Regions from separate parts of the Homo sapiens genome. Here region 2 is linked to region 1. The links are chromatin contacts, found by Hi-C in ENCODE. All regions are on one chromosome and are shown on one strand. Each heading gives the region's core, a stretch centred on a gene start or an enhancer-like site at or near the end of the contact. The rest is flanking DNA. Distances are from core to core; before and after follow the strand shown.

Evidence for each region. A loop is a pair of places that touch in the nucleus more often than their neighbours do. Pooled maps may share reads with other maps.
Region 2: a map of CD4-positive, alpha-beta T cell shows a loop between it and region 1 (16-fold over the local background). The contact joins two enhancer-like sites. A Hi-C loop is called at or near these places in 1 of 168 maps with a recorded cell type or tissue (CD4-positive, alpha-beta T cell), 1 of 37 single-sample maps with no recorded cell type and 8 of 50 pooled maps.

The regions. Positions count from the first base shown.
Region 1 is chr19:13,426,368-13,431,522 of GRCh38, forward strand. The region is part of intron 3 of CACNA1A (calcium voltage-gated channel subunit alpha1 A); the gene reads right to left. Among named protein-coding and RNA genes, the nearest start is that of CACNA1A, 78 kb to the right of the region's middle. Within about 2 kb of position 2,929, at least 2 of the 41 ENCODE cell types and tissues checked have a DNase peak (open chromatin) inside an H3K27ac peak, as active enhancers do.
Region 2 is chr19:13,852,455-13,857,609 of GRCh38, forward strand. No RefSeq gene overlaps it. Among named protein-coding and RNA genes, the nearest start is that of MIR23AHG, 12 kb to the left of the region's middle. RefSeq lists an enhancer at 1,243-2,188. Within about 2 kb of position 2,191, at least 10 of the 41 ENCODE cell types and tissues checked have a DNase peak (open chromatin) inside an H3K27ac peak, as active enhancers do.

The sequences.
Region 1 (5,155 bases), core at 1,679-4,178:
ATTTCGTTTGGCAATGTCTGAGCCATTTTTGGCTGCCACAACTGGGGAGGGGCTGCTACTGGCATTTAGTAGGGTGAGAGGCCAGGGATGCTCTAAGTATCTTAGCACAGGGTGGTAGCTCACGGCCAAGAATTACCTAGCCCAAAATGTCAATTGTGCCAAGGTTGAGAAATCCTGCTGTAGGAAAACAATACTGCAAAAGATGAAGCAGGATTAAAAAAGATCAGACAGCTTGTAGGAAGAAAACAATTCTAATACTTGGAATTAAAGACATAGTGGGCGTGGTTAATAGCAGATTAGACATAGCTAAAGAGGCAACTGGTAAGCTGGTGAGAGACAGGTACCATTATTCTCCTCATTTGACAAATAAGTAAACTGAGGCACACAGAGAGCCAGCATCTTGGTTTGCTGGGAAATAAATCACAAATTGGCATCCACCTAACTCAAGATCTGTGCTGTTATCCACTCTGCCATTCTGTTTAAACCCAAGGGAATGGTGTCCTCTCTCTGCCTGAGCCTCTGAATGTCTTCCCCATTTGCTATTTTCTTTGGCAAAATATTTTAGGGAAAATAGAATTTGTCTAAAAATGCCTGACAGAAGAAAGGCACATTGTGTTGCATTAGCATGCAGGCAACAATGCCTAGCGGGGAAAAATGGCACAGCAATTTCCGTCTCTAAAACATTTACCTTCCATTAACTAATTATGGCCCACAGTTCATAGTCAAGGGGCTTGGGGGTGTTTATCTTTACACAGACACAGGGAAAATGGAAGAAATGCACCGATAAAAGTGGTCCCCCCCAGGGCATGCGTGGTGGCTCAGGCCTGTATTCCTAGCACTTTGGGGGGCCGAGATGGGCGGATCACCTGAGGTCAGGAGTTCGAGACCAGCCTGACCAACATGGAGAAACCCCGTCTCTACTAAAAAAAATTAAATTAGCCAGGCGTGGTGGCATATGCCTGTAATCTCAGCTACTCAGGAGGCTGAGGCAGGAGAATCACTTGAACCCAGGAGGCGGAGGTTGCAGTGAGCCGAGATCATGCCATTGCATTCCAGGCTGGGCAAGAAGAGCGAAACTCCATCTCAAAATAAATAAATAAATAAATAAATAAATAAATAAATAAATAAAGAGTTCCCCCTATGAGCTGCTAGAAGCTGGAATGCAGGGTCCAGGGCCGTCCCAAATTTGCAACCCTAGAGTCTTCAGCTGCAGGATCTTGGGCAAGTTACTTCCTCTCTCTATGCTTTGATCTCTCTCTCTCCATAAAATGTGGATCATGAAAAACAACCCTTTTAGGATTCTTTCCAAAGATCCAAGGAGATGTGTGTTAAGGGCATGGCACATAACAACTGCTCAGTGTTACTGGTGATTACTTCTATTGCAGAAGCAGGAAAACACAGTGGTAAAAACAAACAAACAAACAAACAAACAAACAAACATACACACACACTCTGGGATCACACTCCTGGGTCTGAATCCCAGCTCTACCACTCCGTAGCTGTGTGACCTTTGGACAGTTACTTAACCTCTCTGGGCATCGGTTTCCTCATAGGTAAAATGTGGATAATAACAGGTTGTTTTTTTTTGTGTGTGTGACAGAGTTTCACTCTTGGAGTGCAGTGGAGTGATCTCGACTCACTGCAACCTCCGCCTCCTGGGTTCAAGCGATTCTCCTACCTCAGCCAAGTAGCTGGGATTACAGGCACCTGCCACCATGCCTGGCTAATTTTTGTATTATTAGCAGAGACAGGGTTTCACCCTGTTGGTCAGGCTATTCTTGAACTCCTGACCTCAGGTGATCCACCTGCCTTGGCCTCACGACGTGCTGGGATTATAGGCGTGAGCCACTGCGCAGGGCAAGAGCTCTTATCTTATAGGCTCTTTAGAAGATTAAATGGGTTAATATTTGTAAAGGGCTCATAGTAAATGCTAGTTGTTATTCTCATCACAATTTACCTGGATTATTAGGCTGATGAGTGCAATGCAGTTGAACTGAAGTTTTACAAGGGCAGAAAGCAGGCCTGTCTTGTTGACCGATGTGTCATCAGGGCCTAGCACATAGTAGAACCTCAGTGAGCAATTTTGGAATGAATGAAGTATTTCCTTTTTACCTGCCAATATCCCCAAATGTAACAAAAACCATGACTACCATTTGCTGAGAATCTACCCTGGAGCAGGCCCCCTAGTGGGCATATTACACGGATCATCTCCTCGCATCCTCAAAACAACGCTGAGACAGGTGGCATCGTTCCATTTCACAGATAAGGAAACCGCAGGTCAGAGTGGCCCCGCAGCCTGTGAAGGGAAAAGCCAGAATTTTCGCCACGTCCACTGGGATTCCCAAATCCAAATGTTCAGCTACTTTCTGCCACCAGTGTTTCCTTCAACCTGCGATCCGCTCTCATGGATGTCACAGCCAATCACGTAGACCCCGAGAGCCCTCATGTTTGTATTTCTTTGCTTCTACCATATGTTCCCCCTGCTTCTTACTGAAGAATAGAAGCAGTTCAATGCCTCAGTTTCCCTACTCATAAAAGGAGGAAAACAACAGTGGTGTTCTCAGAATGGCCTTGAGGACGGCACAGGTGAATCACGCCTCAAACAGAGAGAGCCTCTGCAAATGGAATAGCCTCTCTACCACTTGCCTATGAATCCCCCCACCACCTTGACCCTCGGGCACACATCTTTAGATTTGCTGACCACCTTCTGAGCTGGGTCTCGCTCCTCTGCCCATTAGCTTTCTTTGCCCAAGCTGATTTATCTGTCATTTCTCCCCCTCCAGCCTCTATCACTGTGCGTACACACACACACACACACACACACACACACACACACACACCCCTCTTTCTCTCTCTTCTTGCAGCCTCTTCAGCCACTAAAATTAGCTCCATCTCTAGTCCACATCCCCAGCACGCCTGTCCTGGTTTCTCTGGGCTCCCAGCCACTTGCGATATTGTGTCTCAGATGCCACACGCTGCCTGCCTGATGTCACAGCCGCTTCCTAAAACAAGAGGTATTTTGAGATCTTGGAGGGGGTGGGAGCGGGGGGAAGGGAGGGATTTCACACATCTTCCTCCCGGGGTGTTTTTAAAAAACGCTGACACGAGAGATGTGTGCCCCCCTCACTGTGCCCCTCACTCCTATTTTTAGTTTCAAAGCGTCCAAAAAAAAAAAAAAAAAAAAGCTTCAGAGCCAATGAGACCTCTAAGGGCCCCAGTGGGTCAAATCTTGATTTAAAAAAAATTCCACTTCTGGGTCTATATCCAAAAGAATTGAAAGCAGGGACTCAGCTATTTGTACACACAGGTTTACAGCAGCATTATTTACAATAGCCAAAAGGTGGAAGCCAAGTGCCCATCTGGATGAACAGATAAGCAAAGTGTGGTCCATCCACACAATGGAATACGATTCGGCCTGGAAAAGAAGGAAATTCTGACTCATGCTACAATATGGATGAGACTGGAGGACATTATGCTCCACGAAACAAACCAGTCACAAAAAGACAAATACTGTATGATTCTACTCACAGGGGGGACCCAAAGTAGCCAAATTCACAGAGATAGAAACTAGAACGGCGGGTGCCAGGGGCTGGGGGAGTGGGGAGTGTGGAGTAGGGTGGGGGGAGTGGGGAGGGGGGAAGGGGGAGTCGGGGAGAGGGGAAGGGGGAGCGGGGAGTGAGAGTTTCCTGGGGGCAGAGCTTCAGTTTTGCAAGATGCAAAAGTTCTGGAGATGGATGGCGGTCCTGGTTGCACAACAATATGAATGTACTTAACGCCGCTCAACTAAACACTTAAAAAATGGTACATTTTATGTTATGCATATGTTACCACAATGAAATATATATATATATTTTTTGAGACAGAGTTTCGCTCTTGTGGCCCAGGCTGGATTGCAATGGCATGATCTCAGCTCACTGCAACCTCCACCTCCCGGGTTCAAGCGATTCTCCTGCCTCAGCCTCTCGAGTAGCTAGGACTACAGGCGTGCAATGCCACGCCCAGCTAATTTTTGTATTTTTAGTAGAGACAGGGTTTCATCATGTTGGCCAGGCTGGTCTCAAACTCCTGAACTCAGGTATCTGCCCGCCTCGGCCTCCCCAAGTGCTGGGATTACAGGCGTGAGCCACCATTAGAACAATGAGACAAGCAGGTCAGGAGGAGATAGCACATGGACAGGGGGTGAGGATGTTACCACCTAGTCATGGCAGGGGCTTGATGCCCCTGGAAGATTTTACTGGCACAATTCATATTACAAATTATTTAGTGAATACTTACTATGTGCCAGGCTGTGTTCTAGGCTCTGGGGGAATAGCAGTGAACAAAACAGACAGAAGTCCCTGCCCTCATGGAGCTGGCATTCTAGTGGGGGCAGGGGATTGGCAATAACCAATAAACAAGTAAATATAGCTTGGCAGATGCTCTTCAGGGGTGTAGAGGGAAATTAAGCCTAGAGGCGGGGAGTGGGGTGGCACAGTGCAGGTGAGGCAGTTACATGTTAGAAGGACACTTGAGCAAAGACCCAAAGGAAGTGAGGGGGGAGCCAAGCAGATATCTGGGGGAAGAGTGTTCCAGGCAGAGGGAACAGCCTGTGCAAAGGCCCTGAGGCTGGGGAGTGCTTGGTGTGTAAGGGACAGCAGGGAACTTGTGTAGCTGAAGCCGAGTGAGTGGAGAGGAGAGTGGGAATAGAGGGGGATGGGGGATCACAGGGGCAGAGTTTGTGGGTCCCTGTGAGGAGAATTTGGGCTTTTTCTCCAAGTGAGGTTGTGAGCAAAGAGGAGCCAGGTCCTGACTCAGTGGCTCACAGGTGCCCTCTGGCTGCTGTGTGGGGAACAGTCCTGGGGGTGGGGCAAGGACTGAAGTTAAGAGACCAGATTGGGGTGGAGGGGCAACTGGTTTAGTCCAGGCCAGCAAAGATGGGGGCTGGACCGGGGTGGGGCTGTGAAGGTGGTGAGAGGTGGGTGGTGGATTCTGGGTAGATTCTGAAGGTAGAGCCAATAAGATGTGCTAACAGATTGGATGCAGGGGGTGGAGAAAAAGAGGCATAGAGGCATAGAGGAAGATCTGGAGGTCTGAGGCCAGAGCACTGCAGGGGGTTAAAGCCGCCTTTACCTAAACAGAAAATAGGGCAGGAGGAGCAGGTTTGGGTGACGGTGGT
Region 2 (5,155 bases), core at 941-3,440, 430 kb after region 1:
TTTTTTTTTTGTAGAGACAGGGTTATGCTGTGTTGCCCAGGCGGGTCTGGAATTCCTGACTCGAATTCCTGCCCTCAAGAGTTCCGCCCACCTTAGCCTCCTAAAGTGCTGGGATTACAGGCATGAGCCCCTGGGCCCTGACCTGTTTGTTTATTTTTTAGAGATAGGGGTGTCTCCATGTTGCCCTGGCTGGCCTCAAACTCCTGGGTTTAAGGGATCCTCCCGAGTAGCTGGGAATACAGGCAAATATGTCCACACCCAGCTTTAAGATAAAAAAAAATTATTATTATTTAATATTTATTTATTTATTGAGATGGAGTCTCTGTCACCCAGGCTGGAGTGCAGTGGCGCGATCTCGGCTCACTGCAGCCTCCACCTCCCAGGTTAAAGCGATTCTCCTGCCTCAGCCTCTGAAGTAGCTGAGACTACAGGCGTGTGCCACCATGCCTGGCTAATTTTTTGTATTTTTTAAGTAGAGACGGGGTTTCGCCATGTTAGCTAGGATGGTCTCGATCTCCTGACCTGGTGATCCACCTGCCTCGGCCTCCCAAAGTGCTGGGATTACAGGCGTGAGCCACCACGCCCAGCCCAGGATCAAAATTTTTTAAGACAAGGTCTCACCACTGCCATCTCAAGCTCCGGGGCTCAAAGGATCCTTCTACCTCAACCTCCAGAGTAGCTGGAACTACAGGTGAGCACCACCACACCTGGCTAATTTATTTATCTTGTGGGGGTCGGGGCGTGAGGGTCTTGCTGTGTTGCCTAGACTGGTCTCCAACTCCTGGCCTTAAGTGAGCCTCCTGCCTCAGCCTCCCAAGTAGCTAGGACTACAGGCATGTGCAAGCACACCCAGCTTATTTATACACATTTATTTTATTTTATTTTATTTTATTTTTTTTTAGAGACAGGGTCTTACTATGTTTCCCAGGCTGGTCTTGAATTCCTGGTCTCAACCAATCCTCCTCCTGCATTGGTCTCCCAAAGTGCTGGTATTACAGGCATGAGCCACCTCGGCTGACCACTTTGCTTTTTCTATTTGTTGACTGAGATGGCTATAAAGGGACTAACAGACTGGTAGCCTATACAGACAGCATGGATAAGCTGGGTAAAGGGATGATTCACATCCCAGGACTGTGGGAGATTTCATCACACTACTCAGAACGGCCTGGAATGTGAAGGTATGACTTGTTTTATTTCTGGAATTTTCTTTCTTTTTTTTTTTTCTGAGACCGAGTCTCGCTCTGTCACCCAGGCTGGAGTGCAGTGGTGTGATCTCTGCTCATTGCAACCTCTGCCTACCGTGTTCAGGCCATTCACCTGCCTCAGCCTCCCGAGTAGCTGGGATTACAGGCGCGTGCCACCACGCCCGGTTAATTTTTGTATTTTTAGTAGAGGCGGGGTTTCACCATGTTGGCCAGGCTGGTCTCGAACTCCTGACGTCAGGTGATCCGCCTGCCTCGGCCCCCCAAAATGCTGGGATTAAAGGCGTGAGCCACCTCGCCCAGCCTCTGGAATTTTCCATTTAATATTTTTGGACCAAAGTTGACCAAGGATAACTGAAACCGAGGAAATCGAAACTGCAGATAAGGGGGACGACTGTATACAGTCAAATGTGTTTAGAATATTCATAGACTTATGCAACCATCACCACAATAAATTTTAGAACATTCCTTTTTTTTTGGAGACAGAGTCTCACTCTGTCACCCAGGCAGGAGTGCAGTGGTGTGATCTCGGCTCACTGCAACCTCCGCCTCCCAGGTTCAAGCGATTCTCCTGCCTCAGCCTCCCAAGTAGCTGGGATTACAGGCGAGCACCACCACGCCCAGCTAATTTTTGTATTTTTAGTAGAGACAGGGTTTCACCATGTTGGCCAGACTGGTCTCGAACTCCTGACCTAGTAATCTGCCCGCCTTGGCCTCCGGAAGTGCTGGGATTACAGGCGTGAGCCACTGTGCCTGGTCCACACCAGCTAATTTTTTGTATTTTAGTAGAGATGAGGTTTCACCGTGTTGCCCAGCCTAGTCTCCAACTCCTGAGCTCAGGCAATCCGCCTGCATCAGCCTTCCAAAATTCTGGGATTAGAGGCAGGAGCCACTACGCCCGGCCTTTTTTTTCGCTGAGGCAGGATCTTACTGTGTAGCCCAGAGTGGAGTGCAGTGGCGGCATCCTGGCTCATTGCAACCACTGCCTCCCGGGCTCAAGCAATCCTCCCACCTCAGCCTTTGGAATAGCTGAGACTGCAGGCGCCCGCCACCACGCCCAGCTAATTTTTTTTTTTTTTTTTTTTTTTTTTTTGAGACGGAGTCTACCTCTGTCGCCCAGGCTGCAGTGCAGTGGCGCCATCTCTGCTCACTGCAAGCTCCGCCTCCCGGGTTCACGCCATTCTCCTGCCTCAGCCTTCCGAGTAGCTGGGACTACAGGCGCCCGTTACCACGCCTGGCTAATTTTTTGTATTTTTAGTGGAGACGGGGTTTCACCGTGTTAGCCAGGATGGTCTCAATCTCCTGACCTCGTGATCCGCAAGATTACAGGCGTGAGCCACCGCGCCTGGCCATTTTTTTTTTTTTTTTTTTTTAAAGACAGGGCGTTGCTATGTTGCTCAGGCTGTTCTCAAACACCTGGGCTCAAGCAGTCCTCCCACATCGGCCTTCCAAAGTGCTGGGATTACAGCATGAGTGACCACGCCCTGCCCAACTTTAGAACATTTCCATCACCCGCAAAAGAAATCTCAAGCCCATTAGAAATCATTTTCTGGCCGGGTGTGGTGGCTCACGCCTGTAACCCCAGCACTTTGGGAGGCCAAGGCAGGTGGATCACCTGAGGTCAGGAGTTCGAGACCAGCCTGGCCAACACGGTGAAACCCCGTCTCTACTAACAATACAAAAATTAGTCAGGTATGGTGGCACATGCCTGTAGTCCCAGCTATTCGGGAGGCTGAGTTGGGAGAATCACTTGAACCCGGGAGGCAGAGGTTGCAGTGAGCCGAGATCATGCCACTGCACTCCATCCTGGGTGACAGAGCGAGACTCTGTCTCAAAAAAAGAAAGGAAAGAAAGGAAGGAAAGGAAAGAAAAGGAAAAGAGAAGAGAAAAGAAATCACTTTCTATTTCACCCCCCAACATTCTCAGCCTCTGGCAACCCTGGTCTACTTTTTGTCTCTGAGTATAAATGCTGTCAACAGAGTTCATCCATGTTATAACAAGTGTAACAAGCGTGAGTACCTTATTCCTTTTTATTGCCAAATAATATGTGATACGGGCTGGGTGTGGTGGCCCATGCCTGTAATCCCAGTACTTTGGGAGGCTGAGGTGGGAGGATCACTTCACCTCAGGAGCTTGAGACCAGCCTGGGCAATGTAGTGAAACCCTATCCCTACAAAAATTACAAAAATTAGCTGGGCATGGTGGTCCTCGCCTGTAGTCCCAGCTACTCAGGACACTGGGGCAAGAGGATCACTTGAGCCCAGGAGGTCGAGGCTGCAATGGGCTAGGATTCTTTTACTGTACTCCAGCCTGGGCAACAGAGTGAGACTTTGTTTCTAAAATGACGAGACCTCGTTTCTAAAATAAAAATGAGGCTGGGCGGGGTGGCTCATGCCTGTGATCCCAACACTTTAGGAGGCTGAGGCAGGTGGATGACTTGAGCTCAGTAGTTCAAGACCAGCCGGGCCAACATGGTGAAACCTGTCTCTACTAAAAATACAAAAATTAGCCAGGCATGGTGGCGGGCACCTTTAATACCAGCTACTTGGGAGGCTGAGGCAGGAGAATCGCTTGAACGTGGGAGGCCCAGGTTGCAGTGAGCCGAGATTGCACCATTGCACTCCAGCCTGGGCAACAGAGCAAGACTTCGTCTCAAAAAAAAAAAAAAAAAAAAAAAAAGCTGGGCGTGGTGGCACGTGCCTGTAATCCCAGCTACTCCGGAGGCTGAGGCAGGAGAATCTCTTGAACCCGGGAGGCAGAGGTTGCAGTGAGCCGAGATCACGCCACTGCACTCCAGCCTGGGCGACACAGTGAGACTCTGTCTCAAAAATAAATAAATAAATAAATAAATATAAAATAAAAATGAAAATAAAATAGACCAAAGCTATGTCCCAGGAACAAAGTATTTGAGAAGCAGATGCTGTCTCACAAAGAAGACTGAGACAGAGAAGGGATGTCAGGAGGATCTAGTGTCCCAAGGCCAAGGAGGAACCAGGCAAAGGTGACAGATACTACACGGAGCTCAAGGACAGCTACAGCTGAGAACTTGGCCTGACTCTGAAGTCTGATATCAGTAGTGTGATCAGGCAGCCGCCTGATAAGTAAATGGGAGGGAAGGCAATAAAGGCAGTGTCTAAAGAAATATATTGTGAGCCACAAATGCAAGCCACATATGTAATGAAAACTTTTTTAGTAGCCACATTTTTTTAAAAAAGTAGCAGGTGAAATTAATTTTATTTTATTCACATTTATTTATTTATTTTTGAGACACAGTATCACTCTGTCACGCAGAATGGAGTGCAGTGGTAGGATCTCGGCTCACTGTAACCTCTGCCTCCCAGGTTCAAGTGATTCTCCTGCCTCAGCTTCCCAAGTAGTTGGGATTACAGGTGCGTGCCACCACACCCAGCCAATTTTATATTTTTAGTAGAGACGGGGTTTTGCCATGTTGGCCAGGCTGGTTTTGAACTCCTGACCACAAGTGATCCACCTGCCTCAGCCTCCCAAAGTGCTGGGATTGCGGGCATAAACTAGTGAGCCTGCCAAAATTAATTTTTTTTTTTTGAGACGGAGTCTTGCTCTGTTGCCCAGGCTGGAGCGCAGTGGCACGATCTTGGCTCACTGCAACCTCTGCCTCCCGGGTTTAAGTGATTCTCCTGCCTCAGCCTCCCAAGCAGTCAGGATTACAGGTGTATGTCACCATGCCCAGCCAATTTTATATTTTTAGTAGAGACGGGGTTTCGCCATGTTGGCCAGGCTGGTTTTGAACTCCTGACCTCAAGTGATCTGCCTGCCTCAGCCTCCTAAAGTGCTGGGATTACAGGCATGAGCCAGTGAGCCTGCCAGAATTATTTTTTTTTTTAATTTGAGACGGAGTCTTGTCCTGTTGCCCAGGCTGGAGTGCAGTGGCATGGTCTCAGCTCATTGCAACCTCCACTTCCTGGGTTCAAGTG